Linked DNA regions of Homo sapiens: region 2 is linked to region 1. A link is a loop called in an ENCODE intact Hi-C map of the cell type or tissue named here. Cell type or tissue: PC-3. All regions are shown on one strand.

The links. A loop is a pair of places that touch in the nucleus more often than their neighbours do. Peaks named below come from ENCODE experiments on the same cell type or tissue, not always from the same donor. Only the 100,000 strongest peaks of a DNase experiment are listed, where the experiment ranks them.
Region 2: a loop joins it to region 1, with 9 times the contacts of the local background. A loop is called at or near these places in 56 of 110 quality-filtered maps.

What each region holds. Positions count from the first base shown.
Region 1 is chr5:39,945,852-39,953,851 of GRCh38, forward strand. No RefSeq gene overlaps it. Among named protein-coding and RNA genes, the nearest start is that of LINC00603, 100 kb to the right of the region's middle. In PC-3, a CTCF peak has its summit at 3,218 (motif pointing right); a DNase peak (open chromatin) is centred at 3,230.
Region 2 is chr5:40,732,010-40,740,009 of GRCh38, forward strand. All of the region lies in intron 2 of TTC33 (tetratricopeptide repeat domain 33), which reads right to left. It also overlaps a transcript of PTGER4 not described here. Among named protein-coding and RNA genes, the nearest start is that of TTC33, 20 kb to the right of the region's middle. In PC-3, a CTCF peak has its summit at 4,466 (motif pointing left); DNase peaks (open chromatin) are centred at 3,182 and 4,482; H3K27ac peaks cover 959 bases.

The sequences.
Region 1 (8,000 bases):
TGATGACAAAAACAAACAAACAACCATACAAAAAAGTTTAAATTGTATTGAATTTAAATGAAATTCTATCCAATAATTTAAACACTGTGTTTAGGTAGTATTCAATCTTTGATAGTGATTGTCAATTTATTTTGTCTCTGAGCCTCTGTTCTTTAAACATGGCATCTATTAGGCATAGTCATCTAGATAACTCACATGCAATCCATGTTCAACACAGCCACAGTCATGTGCATACTCATCATATTCTTCTTCATCCACCGCCCTGTTGTTTCCCTATGTTCCTGATCTCTGTCAATGGTTACTGGAATCAAAAATCTGGGGAGTTTTCTCTATTGTTTTATAGAACCAAACAATTAAGCAAATTCTGCTGTTTTTATGTTCTGAAAATTCCTATTCATGTCCTCCTTCTCCTCTTTGCCTTCTATTTGTGCCTAGATCCCAACTTAAGAATCATTACTTGGCTATTAAAAGAGCCTGCTTCTAGCCCTGCTGCCTTCAAATACAGCCTCCGTGCTCTGGCTGGGTTGCTTTAATTGTGCTGTACTACTAGCTTGCTTAAGGCCCTTACTAGCAATGGAATAAATCTCAAGATTCTTAGCTTGGCATAGAACATGACATAAATACCACCATTTCAGTTATATTTGCCACTACACTATTCCCTATTTCATAATCTATGTTTTCATAATATGGAAATGCCTGCAATGCCCCCCACCCTCCGTGCCTCTTGAAATCTTCTTGCCTTTGGTTGTGGTGTTTCCTCTTTCTGGAGTGCCTTTTCTACCTTTATTTACCTGGCTAACACTCACTCACTGTCACTCTCAAGTCTTAATACTAGTTAGTTAACATTATTTAATGGAATGATGGTTTTATTGTAGTTTGTGGATAATTTCCCCTAAAATATATCCAGGTTTTTCATGACTGGAATTGTGTCTGAGTAGAAAACTGCATTCATTAATTTCAAGTGAACTTCCCTCTTTAAAATTCTAAACTATGTCATTTCCCTTGCTTGTCATACCCACCCCAATCCTCTCAAACTCAGCTTCTCCTTTCTTTTAAAACTCTATTTAAGGTTTTGTCAACTTATTTTTAAAAATAATTCAAAGAAAACCTTTCTGTTGGTTATCTAGATTCTGATAATTTATGTATTAGGTGCCAAATTTAGATAAGAATCTTCATAAACATAGGTCCACAGCCGGACACCGTGACTCACACCTGTAATCCCAGCACTCTGGGAGACCAAGGCACTTGGATCACGAGGTCAAGAGATAGAGACCATCCTGGCCAACATGGTGAAACCCTGTCTCTACTAAAAATACAAAAATTAACTGGACATGGTGGCGCGTGCCTGTAGTCCCAGCTACTCAGGAGGCTGAGGCAGGAGAATCACTTGAACCCAGAGGCGGAAGTTGCAGTGAGCCAAGATCGTGCCACTGCACTCCAGCCTGGCGACAGAATGAGACTCCGTCTCAAAAAACAAACAAACAAATAAACATAGATACATTTCCTTCATGAAACTTCCTTGAGAGAGATTGGCTGATTCCTGTCACTGCCAATTTCATAATATTTTCAGCTTTTCCTCCAAAACATTTTTATAAACAAGTAAAATTGGCTGGATGTACAGACTCATAGACTTTAAGGCCTATACTACATTTAACTAACCTAACCTCTTATTTTTACAGAGAAAGAAATGAGGCCCTAATATTTAGTAAAGGACATGTTACTAATGAGTTGCTAATATGTTTCTGCTGCTCATGTGTAGGTGTGTGTAAACACACACACACAGACACACACACTACATGGTATGTGAATCTCTCTCTCCTATTCCAGGTCTTAAAAGAATGACAATCACTCCTTCTCCTTGTTTATTCCTTTCTCTAAAAAGAAAAAAATATTCATCACTGTCTGATTTTGCTTTTGCACTACAGGCAAAGGTAAATGTTGACTGCCTGGCTGACTCCTCCCACCATGACTTGCCTTAAGTAGTGCTAAGACATCTCCCTGCCCATGGCCTTGTTTCTACTGGCATGAGTCTCTTTCATTCACGTCACTGGCAGCCATATCCAGGGACTTGTGGTCAGAATGGAGTCTAGTGTGCTGTTTTTCTGGATATTACTCTGTCTTTTTCCCCCTCCAGTGTGTGACTGGAAGTCTCTTTAACAGTTAAAATAGTGGCCATATATGCACACTGGAGAGAGAGTATTCAATAAGATCTGTAATTTGTAGACCACTGTGAGAGATTAGTCCCTGTTCCCTCATGTTCTAGCTTCAATATACGCTTTAGGATCAATGCTAACTTCTGCAGTTACTTTATAGTAATTGTGATTACAATAAAAGTGAACACTTACCTCAAAAGGGTAGGGCCAGAATGAATTCTTCTTCTTTGTGGTCTTTGATGAAAAGTGTCTAAGTCACATATAATTTGTACCTCATCTTTTTAATAAGTAAAGGAAAGGCATTCTTATTAACTCTCCCCGTAGGAAATCAGAAAGGCATTCAGAGAGAATGGATTTCAGGCACAGGCATCAAGTTTGCCAGTGCTTCCACCTGAGCCCCACAGTTTGAGCTACCTGGTGCTCACCTATGAACTCAACACTGGTCCAATGCCCTGGACTAATTCCAACTGAGGCAAGAGGTGTTGAGGTAGCTCTTCTTCATGCGAGGACAGGACTTACTTAACTCTAACTCAGTTTCTCAATCTGGTTTCCTGGTTGCTTGCTTCCTCTCCATGTAAGAAATGAGTCAACATAATGTATGTGGAGTCCTAAAATGGTTTCTTCCCCCAATGGAGGTATTTTTCAACTGTGCATTTGAATTAAACTATTATAAGTATTTAATATAAGTAGAATAACATAATTTAAACATTTTACATATCTCTATGAGAAGTGGTTATTTAAAGGAAACACATAATTATAGTTTTTGTTATTCAAATAAATAATTCCCATTTTAACTGTTTTGAAAGTTGTATTTCCACATAACCAGCTTTTCTGTTGTGCTGTTTCTATGTGTTAGCCATAGCCAACCAAAGTCATGTGTAAACTGAATTATGCATTACAAATAAAAGAGCTGTAATCCTCTGAATACCCTAATTTGATGTAGAAAAAAAGTTTAATGCCCATTCTACAATGAATGCATATTTGAGAGTACTAAGAATATTTATAGATTTTTTTACTTCATTGTCCATAGACACTTCTTGACTCTGGTTTTTAGTAACCAGCAGAGGGCGCAACATACACAAGTTAGGGTCTTTAAATCCTTAATGGCTGATCTCTTCTGTCATTTGTATCCACAGGCACCTGCACCCTCCTCCACCATCAAAGTACACCCAGCCCAAGTCAAGTGAAAAGAAAGAAATATGTGCTTACTTATTTGTTCCTATCACAGCTGAAGTTAACCTTTAGCTGGAGACTAAATTAACACCAATGCTCCAAGTTTAGATAATTGTTCTGAAATAAATAGAGCCTTAAGCTAGAACTTCTTACATAGTCAAGGGAGATAGGTGGATTCTTTTGTACTTCATTTTAACTATCAATGGTGTTTTAAGAACCAAATAACATTTTTCTTAAATCATTTTTTTTCCTATCATAAGTAAATTCTCAGCCGGGTGCTGTGGCTCATGCCTGTAATCCCAGTACTTTGGGAGGCTGAGGCGGGCACATCACCTGAGGTCAGGAGTTCAAGACTAGCCTGGCCAACATAGTGAAACCCTATCTCTACCAAAAATACAAAAATTAGCCATGTGTGGTGGTGGGCGCCTGTAATCCCAGCTACGGGAAGCTGAGGCAGGAGAATCACTTGAACCCAGGAGGTGGAGGTTGTAGTGAGCTGAGATCGCGCCACTGCACTCCAGCCTGGGCAACAGAGCCAGACTCCATCTCAAAAGAAAAAAAAAGGAAATAAAATTGATGCCTCTGTTTCCACTTTACCATTTAAAACTCCTACCTCTAAAATAAATAAATAAATAAATAAATAAATAAATATTCACATATATAAAGTAAAATTTAATCCAAGATTCTATTGCTTCTAGGAAAATTTAGAAGACTTTTTATAGATTCCTTATGCTCTCTTCTTTCAATAGTAGTCTTATTTTGTAACTTTCTTATATTTTTGCGTGTTTATTTGAGTCAACAAACCACTAAGGCAAATTCACAGGTATATTTCATGTGAGAAAGATTTATTATCATAGACCTAATGCCTTACAGAAAAATTTCTGGCTGAAAAATTGTATAATATTGGAGAAAAACACGAAAGGAATAACATATATAGACCTGATACAGGTTACCAAGTAAAATCTTCCTAAAAATGTAGGTGACTCGTTCCCTATCTCATTTTACAGATATCTCATTTTACAGATAAGGAATCTGAGGCAAAAAAAAAAGAAAATAATTAAGTAAGTTTACTAACGTCACGTATCAGGCAATGTGGTCCAATTTTCATGCTCTTGACTTAGCCTTTACAGTATTCTGTCTCTGAAATACATATTCTATGCTCACCTAGTACACATACACACACACACACATACACACAGAGACACTCCATACATATGCATATAAATGGAACAAGGTTTTATAAAAGAATATTTATTTTTATGTCTGATAAAGTAAAAGCATAAATATCAAATATTTTATTACTACATATAGATATGGAAAAAGATCATAAAATGAACAACACAAATGCAGACAAACAGAAAATACTAGGTAAGGCCCACAAAACTAGTTTTACCACTCACTAATTGGTAGCAATATACAGTTTGAAAAGTATCATTGAATTTGACCTTATTGGCTCTCAACTTTACTTTTTTTCTGCTGTCACTGTCATTGTTGTTTTCACATAAATTATTATTGATTCTTAAATAAACTATCAACTGTGAGCCTACCTCTTCATTTTTCCATACCTCCCAAAATGCACACTTTCATTATGTGATTCCCTGCTGTAGAATCCTTCACTCTTTGGGCCAAGATGGCCAACTAGAAACAGCTCTGGTCAAAGGCGCCCATCAAGAAGAATAAAAACAGCAAGTGAATCCTGCACCAGTAACTAAGATATCCAGGTTCCGTCAATGAGACTGATAGGCAGTTGGCGCAACCACAGAGAGCAAGGAAAGCTAGGCAGTGTGATGGCCCACCCAGGAGCCACACAGGGCAAGAGAAGCTCCCACCCCCAGCCAAGGGAGGCACCTACACTAGTGACACCTCCAGGTACAGGAGGGACCCAGGAGAATAGGATCTGGAGTGGACCCCCAGCAAACTGCAGCAGCCCTATGAAAGAAAGGCCTGACTGTTAAAAGAAAAACAAACAGAAAGCAACAAAAACAACATCAACACAAAAGACCCCACAAAAACCCCGTCCAAAGATCAGCAGCCTCAAAGATCGAAGCTAGACAAACTCATGAAGATGAGAAAGAATCAATGAAAGAAATGCTGAAAATGCAAAAAAATGCCAGAGTTCCTCTTCTCCTCTAAATGATCGCAATACCTCTCCAGCAAGGATACAGGACTGGGCAAAGGCTGAAATGGATAAACTGACAGATGTAGGCTTCAGAAGATGGATAGTAATAAACTTTGCTGAGCTAAAGGAACATGTACTAACCCAATGCAAAGAAGTAAAGAAACATGATAAAACATTACAGAAGTGTTAACCAGAATAACCAGTTTAGAGAGGAATATAAATGATCTGATGGAACTGAAAAACACAACATGAGAACTTCACAATGCAACCACAAATATCAATAACCGAATAGACCAAGTGGAGGAAAGAATTTCAGAGCTTGAAGGCTATCTTGCTGAAATAAGACAGGCATACAAGATTAGAGAAAAAAAGAATAAAAAGGAACAAACAAAACTTCCAAGAACTATGGGATTATTTAAAAAGACCAAACCTATGACTGATTGGGGTACCTGAAAGGGATGGGGAGCACGGAACCAAGTTGGAAAATGTACTTCAGGATATCATCGAGGAGAACTACTCCAACCTAGCAAGACAGGCCCACATTCAAATTCAGGAAATCCAGAGAATCCCAGTAAGATACTCCATGAGAAGATCAACTGCAAGACACATAATTATCAAATTCTCCAAGGTCAAAATGAAGAAAAAAACATTAAGGGTAGCCAGAAAGAAAGGCAAAGAAAGGCCAGGTCACCTACAAAGGGAAGCCCATTAGACTAACAGCAGCCCTCTCAGCAGAAACCCTACAATCCAGAAGAGACTGGGGGCCAATATTCATTATTATTAAAGAAAAGAATTTCCAACTCAGAATTTCATATTCAGTCAAACTGAGCTTCATAAGTGAAGGAGAAATAAAATCCTTCTTAGGCAAGCAAATGCTGAGGGAATTCGTGACCACTAGGCCTGCCTTGCAAGAGCTCCTGAAGGAAGCACTAAATATGGAAAGGAAAAACCATCCACTGGTGTGCTGTATTCAAGAGACCCATCTCATGTGCAAAGACACACATAGACTCAAAATAAAGTGTTGGAGGAAAATTACCAAGCAAATGGAAAGCAGAAAAAAGCAAGGGCTGCAATTCTAGTCTCTGGCAAAACAGACTTTAAACTAACAAAGATCAAAAAAGACAAAGAAGGGCATTAAAAAATTGTGAAGGGTTCAATTTAACTGGAAGCACTAACTATCCTAAATATATATGCATTTAGTACAGGAGCACCCAGATTCATAAAACAAGTTCTTAGAGATGTTAAAAGAGACTTAGACCCCCACACAATAGTAGTGGGAGATGTTACCACCCACTGTCAATATTAGAAAGATCATGGAGACAGAAAATTAACAAAGATATTCAGGATTGAACTCAGCTCTGGATCAAGTGGACCTGATAGGTAACTACAGAACTCTTTACCCAAAAACAACAGAATATACATTCTTCTTGGTGCCACATGACACTTACTCTAAAATTGATCACATAACTCAAGGTAAATCACTCCTCAGCAAATGCAAAAGAAACAGTCTCTCGGAGCACAGTGCAATCAAATTTGAACTCAAGATTAAGAAACTCACTCAAATCCACACAACTACATGGAAATTGAACAACTTGCAGCTGAATGACTCCTGGGTAAATAATGAAATTAAGGCAGAAATCAAGAAGTTCTTTGAAACCAATGAGAACAAAGATACAATGTACCAGAATGTCTTGGATGGAACTAAAGCAGCCTTAAGAGGGAAATTTACAGCACTCAATGTTCATATTGAAAAGCTATAAAGGTCTCAAATTGACACCCTAACATCACAACTAAAAGAACTAGAGAACCAAGAGCAAACAAACCCTAAAGCTAGCAGAAGACGAGAATTAAGTAAGGTCAGAGTGAAACTGAAGGAGATAGAGACATGAAAGACCCTTCAAAAAATCAAGGAATCCAGGAGCTGGTTTTTTGAAAAAAAAATTTACTAAAATAGATAGACTGCTACCTACACAATAAAAAAGAAAACAGAATAATCAAATAGATACAATAAAAATGATAAAGGGGATATTACCACTGACCTCACAGAAACACAAGTGATCATTAGAGAATATTGTAAACACCTCTATAAAAATAAACTAGAAAGTCTAGCATAAATGGATAAATTCCCTGATGTATATATCCTCCCAAGACTGAACCAGGAAGAAGTTGAATCCCTGAAAAGACCAGTAAGAAGTTCTGAAGATGAGGCAGTAATAAATAACCTACCAACCAAATAAAGTCCAGGGCCAGATGGATTTGCAGCTGAATTCTACCAGAGGTACAAAGAAGAGCTGGTATCATTTCTTTTGAAACTATTCCAAATAATTGTAAAGGAAAGACTCCTCTCTAACTCATTTTATGAGGCCAGCAACATCCTGATACCAAAACCTGGCAGAGATACAAGAAAAAAAGGAAATTTTAGGCCAATATCCTTGATGAACATCAATGCAAAAATTCTCAAAAAAAAAAAATACTGGCAAACTGAATCCAGCAGCATATCAAAAAGCTTGTCCACCACAATCAAGTTCGCTTCATCCCCAGGATGCAAGGTTGGT
Region 2 (8,000 bases), 790 kb after region 1:
TTGGTGTTATTTGCTTTTTTAAAAATTATTTTGAGAGACAGAGTCTTGCTCCGTTGCACTGGCATGATCACAGCTCATTGCAGCCTTGAACTCTTGGGCTCAAGGGCCTCCCACCTCAGCCTACTGAGTAGCTAGGACTACAGGCATATGCCACTATGGCCAGCTAATTTTTTTATTTTTTTATTTTTGTAGAGACAGGGTCTCACTATGTTGCTCAGGCTGGTCTCAAACTTCTGGCCTCAAGCAATCCTCCTGCCTTGGCCTCCACAAGTGCTGAGATTACAGGGGTGAGCCACCATGCCTAGCCTCAAGTTTGGCATTACTTGTTCTCACTTTATTGATGAGGAACCAATGGTTGAGAGCAGCTAAAGGACTGTCCAAGTCCTGCAAAAGACAGGATTTAAAGCTAGCTCTTAAAAATACAAGACCAATACTTTCTGTAACTATATCAAGTATGCCTCCCATTTAGTTCTGCTCTAATTCCTCCTTGTATTTTTGTCTTCTCTTCTCTAATGAGTTCAGGAACCAAAGGGTAGATTTGTTTATATGCTCTACAGTACCCAGAACATTTCTGGGAATGTAGAAGGTACTAATATAACAGATTTTTTTTTAGACAGTCTTGCTCTGTCACCCAGGCTGGAGTACATGGAGTACAGTGGCATGATCTCAGCTCACTGCAACCTCCACCTCCCAGGTTCAAGCGATTCTCCTGCCTCAGCCCCCCGAGTGGCTGGGACTACAGGCACATGCCACCACACCTGGCTAATTTTTGTTTTTTCGTAGAGATGGGGTTTCACCATGTTGGCCAGGCTGGTCTTGAACTCTTGACCTCAACTGATCTGCCCGCCTCGGCCTCCCAAAGTGCTGGGATTATAGGCATGAGCCACCGCGCCCGGCCTAATATAACAGATTCTATCTACCTCATTTGTCCTACCTTCTCCAAGTCCTGAAGGCAGCAGAGAGCAGCATATAAAGCAAGAAAAGAGGGGACAGATGTAGCATGCTCTTAACACACAGGAAAAAAAAATGGTAATAAAAACAAATTCTATCCTAAGACAAAAGTGGTAAAAATGTAAATTCTTACTTTGTTCCGTTCATTATTTCATATATAGAAATTATAAGAAATCCCAAGACTAGGGGAATGTGAATATAGGTAGAAAAAAACAAAAACATGAGAATTCTACGTTTAGCAGAGGGACCTTAAGAACCTGGATGTTTGAGGTTTCAGGAGTCTTTGACAGCTTTTGAGGAAGGGGCTGAAGGTCTTTGGTCTCTAGAGCAAGGGGTGGCATAGTAAAGGTCCATATAGTAAACATTTTAGGTTTTGTGAACCATACAGTCTATCACAACTATTCAACTCTATTACTGTATCCCAAAATAAGCCATAAACAATGCATTCAAAAAATGGGCATTGCTGTGTCCCAGTAAAACTTTATTTATAAAAACAGGTTGTTTTTATAAATAAAGTTTGCCAACCCTAGATCTACTTGGCCCAACCACTGTTAAAAGCTTATCATATTTGTCAAATTTACTTTTTACTTCCAGTCCTATTTTCTGCCCAACTCAACCAGAGGAAGTTATCACCCCATAGAAGGCATTTGTGGTCATCACTGTGACTTGGAGGAACTAGTGGCAGAGGGTCAGGGATGTTAACATTCTTCAAGGCAAAGAGCAAGCCTGCACAATAAAGAGCTGTCTTGCTGAAAATACCACTAGCACTACTGCTGAGAACAGGATGGCTTATCCCGTCCCCAACCCCACAAAGCTGCTTATGTTCCTAAGCTTAAGTTGTCCCAAGTACGAAATAAACTAAGAGGTTCAAGGTGACAATGACCATCACTAGTTTTTTCTTTTTATTAGGCAGGTATGCATGTGTGCATATACATACAAACAGACATACACACACACACGTGTAAACACAGGCTTACAGATTTGAGAAAAAAGAAAAATGTCCTCTCTTCTCAACTGCACTGTCTTTTATTTTGAAAGCATAACCATTGCTGCCAGCAGAGGCATCCCTCAATGAAATGTGCTTTGTTGCCAACGAGGCCTATAAAGGTTTAAAGGAACAAGTGAGCTGTTTTCCATGCTAAACAAAGCAAGAAATGGTGGGTATTTACTTCACTATCATCAACTTATTCAATTCTTCCCCCTTCTCATTTCTCTTTGGTTTACTTCTGTTGGCCTGCAAACAAAGGGTGGCACCACTTAGTTCCTCCATTTTTAGATCACAGGAAACTTGGCACTGAACAAATCAATAGTCTCTCATAATTTCTGCAGCATATCTCTTAATTCAACTTCAGTTTGGAACAGACTGAACAGACACAGCCCTACTGCAGCTGTTGGATAGGAAGCATTAAAAGATAAAAACTTGGTTTAAAGTCACTGTGGTTAATAAATGACCAAAGTCTGATTCCGCCAGTTTAAGGACAATCTTAACAGTATGCAACTGAAGTAGCACAAGGAAGGAAGCAAAGGGAATAGTTCCATGGACTACAACAGGGCAGGATGAGATAATGCCCTATACTGAGGTAAAGAACAGCTGGTGATCAAGCTAAATAAGTTAGATAGCACACTCATTTACCAAATAGAAATGTCAATGTGTTTAGCTACTTTACTCCCAATTAGACTTCTAATTTACTGTGGCTTTAAATTTAATGAGCTATATAGTTAACAGCTTATTCACTTTATAAATATTTACTGGGCACCTACCCTGGGACAGGTAGAATTCTAGTAATAAGTACTAAGGATGCAGCACCCAACAAGATATAAAAGGTCCCTACTATTCTTCCAGATCTTACTTTCTAAAGTGTATGCATGTTAGAAGGGGACAGGGAAAGAAAGATAACAAACAGTTAAAATATAAGTGCCGTGATAAAAGACAAATGGAGGAATGTGATAGGGAGTGACCAAGTGGCTATTCGGAATGGGCGGTCAAGAAAGGTCTTCCTAGGAACGCATTCAAGCTGAGACCTGAGTGACAAAACGTGGTCAGACAACTGAAAATCTGGAGAAGGTCCATTCCAGGCAAAGGGAAGAACCTGGGGCAGGACCAAACCATGTTTTGTGGAAAGGAAATAAAACCAGAGGAAAGGAAGTCAGAGGTCAGGGAGGTGGGCCGAAGCCATGATCACAGAGAATACAATAAGCCATAGTTATGCATGTGGATTTAATTGTATGTGTGATGAAGAATCCACAGAGTTTTTATACAACAGTGAGACATGAATTATTGATTTACATTTTTAAAAGATCAGTCAGACCCAGAAGAATAGACAGTAAGGGTACAAAAATGTACACAGGAAGGCTAGATATGAGACAACCAAAGTAATTTAGGTATGAGATAACCCTAGATAAGGATAGAAGTGAAAACAGAAAGAGGAAAAAAGATTTACAACACACTGAAAATGTACAGTTGGCTCAACTTGGACTTGGTATGAGTGAAAAAAAGAAAGAAATCCAGGATAATTTGGGTTACCTGGAAAACAGAGCCTGAGGCCAAAGCTTACTGGCTAAATCTTTATTGAGTGGATAGGATCCCACGCAATCAAGAGTGAGGGAAAAACAGAAGTAAGCCATGAAGAAAGAAGAATAAATACAAGGTCTATGTTAAGCTGGCAACAGCTCCACAAACACAGATGATTGTTGATCTGGAGAGCAAAAGGAAAGGAGCAAGCAAAGATTAAAAAGGAGAGGACATGGAGACAAGGACAAGCATGATAGCATGGTGGTGTGGAAGATGAGAGAGCAGTGTATTTAGGAAGACTGTGGTCACCTGTGCTGAATGATGAGAAGCACAATAAATGACAACAGAGAAGTGATGACTGGATTTGACAACATGGAGGTCACTGATAACCTTTACAAAAGCAGTTTCAGTGGATTCATGGGGACAGAAATATGACTGGATGGTTCATCAAGAAATGGAGTTTGTAGTGCAGTGGGAGCAGAGAAATGGCAGAGCATTTGGAGAGAAGCTTTTTAAATGGATGTTATCAGGGTATGTTTGCATGCCAGCAAGAAGGACCGAGAGAAAAGAAGAAACAGATTATATAAAAATGAGAGGACAATTTCAGAACAACGTTCCTGAGAAGGCACAAGGGGATGGGGTCTAGAGTACAAGTGGAGTGGTGGGCCTTTGATAATTACAATGGAATGATGACAGATCATATAGGCACAAATACAGTAAGGTTGGAAGATGTGCTGGTGAGAAAATAAAGTCATTCTACACTGACTGTATCTATGTTTTTCCACAGAGCATGAGGCAAAACCACTGTCATTAAATATACTGATGTGAGTAATCTGCAGAATGTGGGTCACACAGCAAGATCACCCTCAAATTTACATTAGTAGGTATACTTTCCTAGACAAGAACAAAATGCATGGTAAATTCTAATTTATATTCCTGCTTCATACACATACAACTGATTCTAACAGAAAAATCAGACCAGTTAGCTAGACAGTCAAATATCACCATCTAGTGGCTGAAACTTTAAAAGCCAAGATGTCAAAGTTGGGACTAACACCGTGACTCTTGAGAAGGTATAACCTAGTTTGTAATAATTCTAGAAAAAGCCACTTGAACAAAATAATTTACAAAAATATATATTACTACTACAGGAAATATACCAAGAACATATAAAATCCTAAAATATTATATCTAAAGTACATTCACTTGGTGCTTATTAGGTGCTAGGTAGCATGCTTTTACATGGACTTTGCTCTTTAATCCTCCAAAATTCTATAAGATATGTATCACCATTTGACCTATGAGGTAGAAATTGACAAAAAATAACTACCCAAAGTTTATGCAGATAGAAATGATAAAGTTGGGATTTGAATGGAGGTAATCTGACTTCAAAATCTACACTCTTAACCACTATACTCACTATACCATCTCTATTAAGCACCAAAATTTCTTGGGGGTTGGGTAGAAGAGTAAACCAGATTTTTGTTAAAAAGAATCATGAATACTCTAAGGTAAGACTTCTGAATTTAAAAGCCACTCAAGGTTGAGCATGGTGGCTCAGGCCTGTAATCCCAGCACTTTGGGAGGCCAAGGCAGGAAGATCGCCTGAGCCCAGGAGTTCAAGATCAGCCTGGGCAACATGGCAAAACCCCATCTCTACTAAAAATACAAAAAATCAGCCAGGCATGGTGGCGCACACCTGTAGCCCCAGCTCCTCAGGAGGCTGAGGGACAAGAATCACTTGAACCTGGAAAGTGGAGATTGCAATGAGACAAGATCGTGCTACTGCACTCCAGCCGCCTGGGCAACAGAGTGAGGCTCCACCTCAAAAAAAAAAAAAAGACTGGGGACTTCTGCTACTATCCTACAGGTGATGCACAAGAGTTACTAAAGAAGGCTGACAGAGTGATAAAATAACCAAGACCCGAAAATACATAATATCCAGATTCAAAATTTTACTGAAATCTAAATTATCTGTCAATTAACTTGCAATATAACAGCAAATTCAGAACACAAAGACATCATGAACACATATAAAGATATATGAAACGAATATAGAATTATTTTACATTTGACAAGCACTCAAAACTTTGTTTTTTTAATCAAATTTACTGGTGTGTGATTTATATATCAAAAAACGTACCCACTTGAAGCATACTTTCTGATGAGTTTTGAGAAATGTATATACTCATGTAAATACAACCACAACCATCACAATAAAGAACATTTTTGTCAATCCAAAAAGTTTTCTGTGCCCCTTTCTCGGGAAATCTACCCCAACTGCTGACCCCAGACAACTACTGATTTTTTCTGTCACTATGGATTAATTTGTCTTTAGACAGATTTATAAAATTGGAATCAGACGGTATGTACTCTTCCTGACTTCTTTCCCTTAGCATGTTTCTGAGATGTCAATCATTTCTTTTTACTGCTCAAGAGAATACTATTGTATGGATATACCACAATTTATTCATTCATTCACCTGCTGATGAACATTTAGGTTGTCCCAGTTCATGGACACTATTAATAAAGCTGCTAGAGACATTGTTGGAACAGTCTTTGTGTGGATATAATGTTTTCATTTCTTCTGAATTAGTATCTAGGAATAAAACTGTGAGATTGTACAATAAAGTATATATTTAACTTTATGTGAAACAGGCCAGGCACAGTGGCTCATGCCTGTAATCCCAGCACTTTGGGAGGCCAAGGCAGGCAGATAACCTGAGGTCAGGAGTTTGAGATCAGGCTGGCCAAGACGGTGAAACCCTGTCTCTACTAAAAATTCAAAAATTAGCCAGGCATAGAGTGGTGCGCGCCTGTAATCCCAGCTAGTCGGGAGTGCTGAGGCAGGAGAATTGCTTGAACCCGGGAGGTGGAGGTTGCAGTGAGCTGAGATCATGCCACTGCAGTCCAGCCTGGGCAACAGAGCAAGACTCCATCTCAAAAATAAAATAAAATAAAATATAAAATAAAATACAATACAATACAATACAATACAATACAATACAATACAATACAATACAATACAATACAATAAAATACAATAAAATAAAATACAATAAAATACAATAAAATAAAATAAAATAAAATAAAATATAAAATAAAATAAAATAAAATAAAATAAAATAAAATAAAAAAGTGAAACAACCAGACAGTTTGCCAAAGAGGTAAAGCTATTTTACATTTTCATGAGCAATGTATAAAAGTTTAACTTGCTCCATATCTTTGCCAACACTTGATACTGTCAATCTTTTCAATGTTAGCATTCTAGTAACTAGGTAATAGTATCTCATTGTGGTTTTAATTTGAAATTTCTTGATGACTAATAGTGTTGAGCAGCTTTTTTTATGCTTCTTGGTCATTCATATATTTTCTTTTGTGAAGCATCTGCTCCAACTTTTTACCCATTCTTTACATGAATAGCTTGTCTTCTTCCTACTGAGTTGTAAGAGTTCTTCTATACTCTGGAAACAAGTCCTACGTCAGATATATGGACTGGAAATATTTTCTCCCAGCCTGTGGCCTGACTTTTCATGTTCTCAATTAAGCCTTTTAAAAACCAGAAGTTTTCATTTGTATCAACTGACCACATACATGTGGGTCATTTCTGTATCATATATTATTTTCATTGATCCATGTATGTCTATCTTTACACTAGTACTATAAAGGTATAACATTCAAAAACACAGTTAAGGACTTAAATTAAGTAATATAAGTTCCCTAAGTATGTTTTATTTCATAAAATTCTTTTGGCTAGTCTAGATTCTTTGCATTTCCACATAAACTTTAGAATAAGCTTGTCAATTATCTCAAACGCAAGCTTGCTGGGATTTCGATTGGAATTGCACTGAGTTTACAGATCAATTTCGGGAGAACTGATGTATTAACAAAATACTATCTTCCAATCTATGAGCATTGATATGGTTTGGATCTGTATCCCCACCCAAATCTCATGTCAAATTGTAATCCCCAGTGTTAAAGGTGGGGTCTGGTGGGAGGTGATTGGATCATGGGGGCAGGTTTCCCTCTTGGTACTGTTCTCGTGATAGTGAGTTCTTGCAAGATCTGGTTGCATAAAAGTGTGTAGCACTCCCACTCCCCACACTCTCTCTTCCTCCTGCTCCAGCCATGTGAAGTGCTGGCTCCTACCTTTGCCTTCTGCTATGATTATAGCTTTCCTGAGGGCTCCCCAGAAGCTGAGCAGATGCCAACATTATGCTTCCTATGCAGCCCACAGAACCGTGAGCCAATTAAACCTGTTTTTTTCATAAATTATCCAGTCTCAGGTAGTTGTTTATAGCAGTGTGAGGACAAACTAATACAAGTATAGTGTATATTTATTGATTTATTTAGGTCTTTTAACATTTCAGCAGCATTTTGTAGTTTTCATATAGTTTTTATACATGTTTTGCTGAATTTTTTTCCTAACAATTTTAGATTTGGGAATAATACTACAAATGGTGCTTTTTTTTAAAAATAAAGTATTCAGCTTCTAATTGTTTTATTTTACATCCATTATTGGCTTATAAGCCTTTTA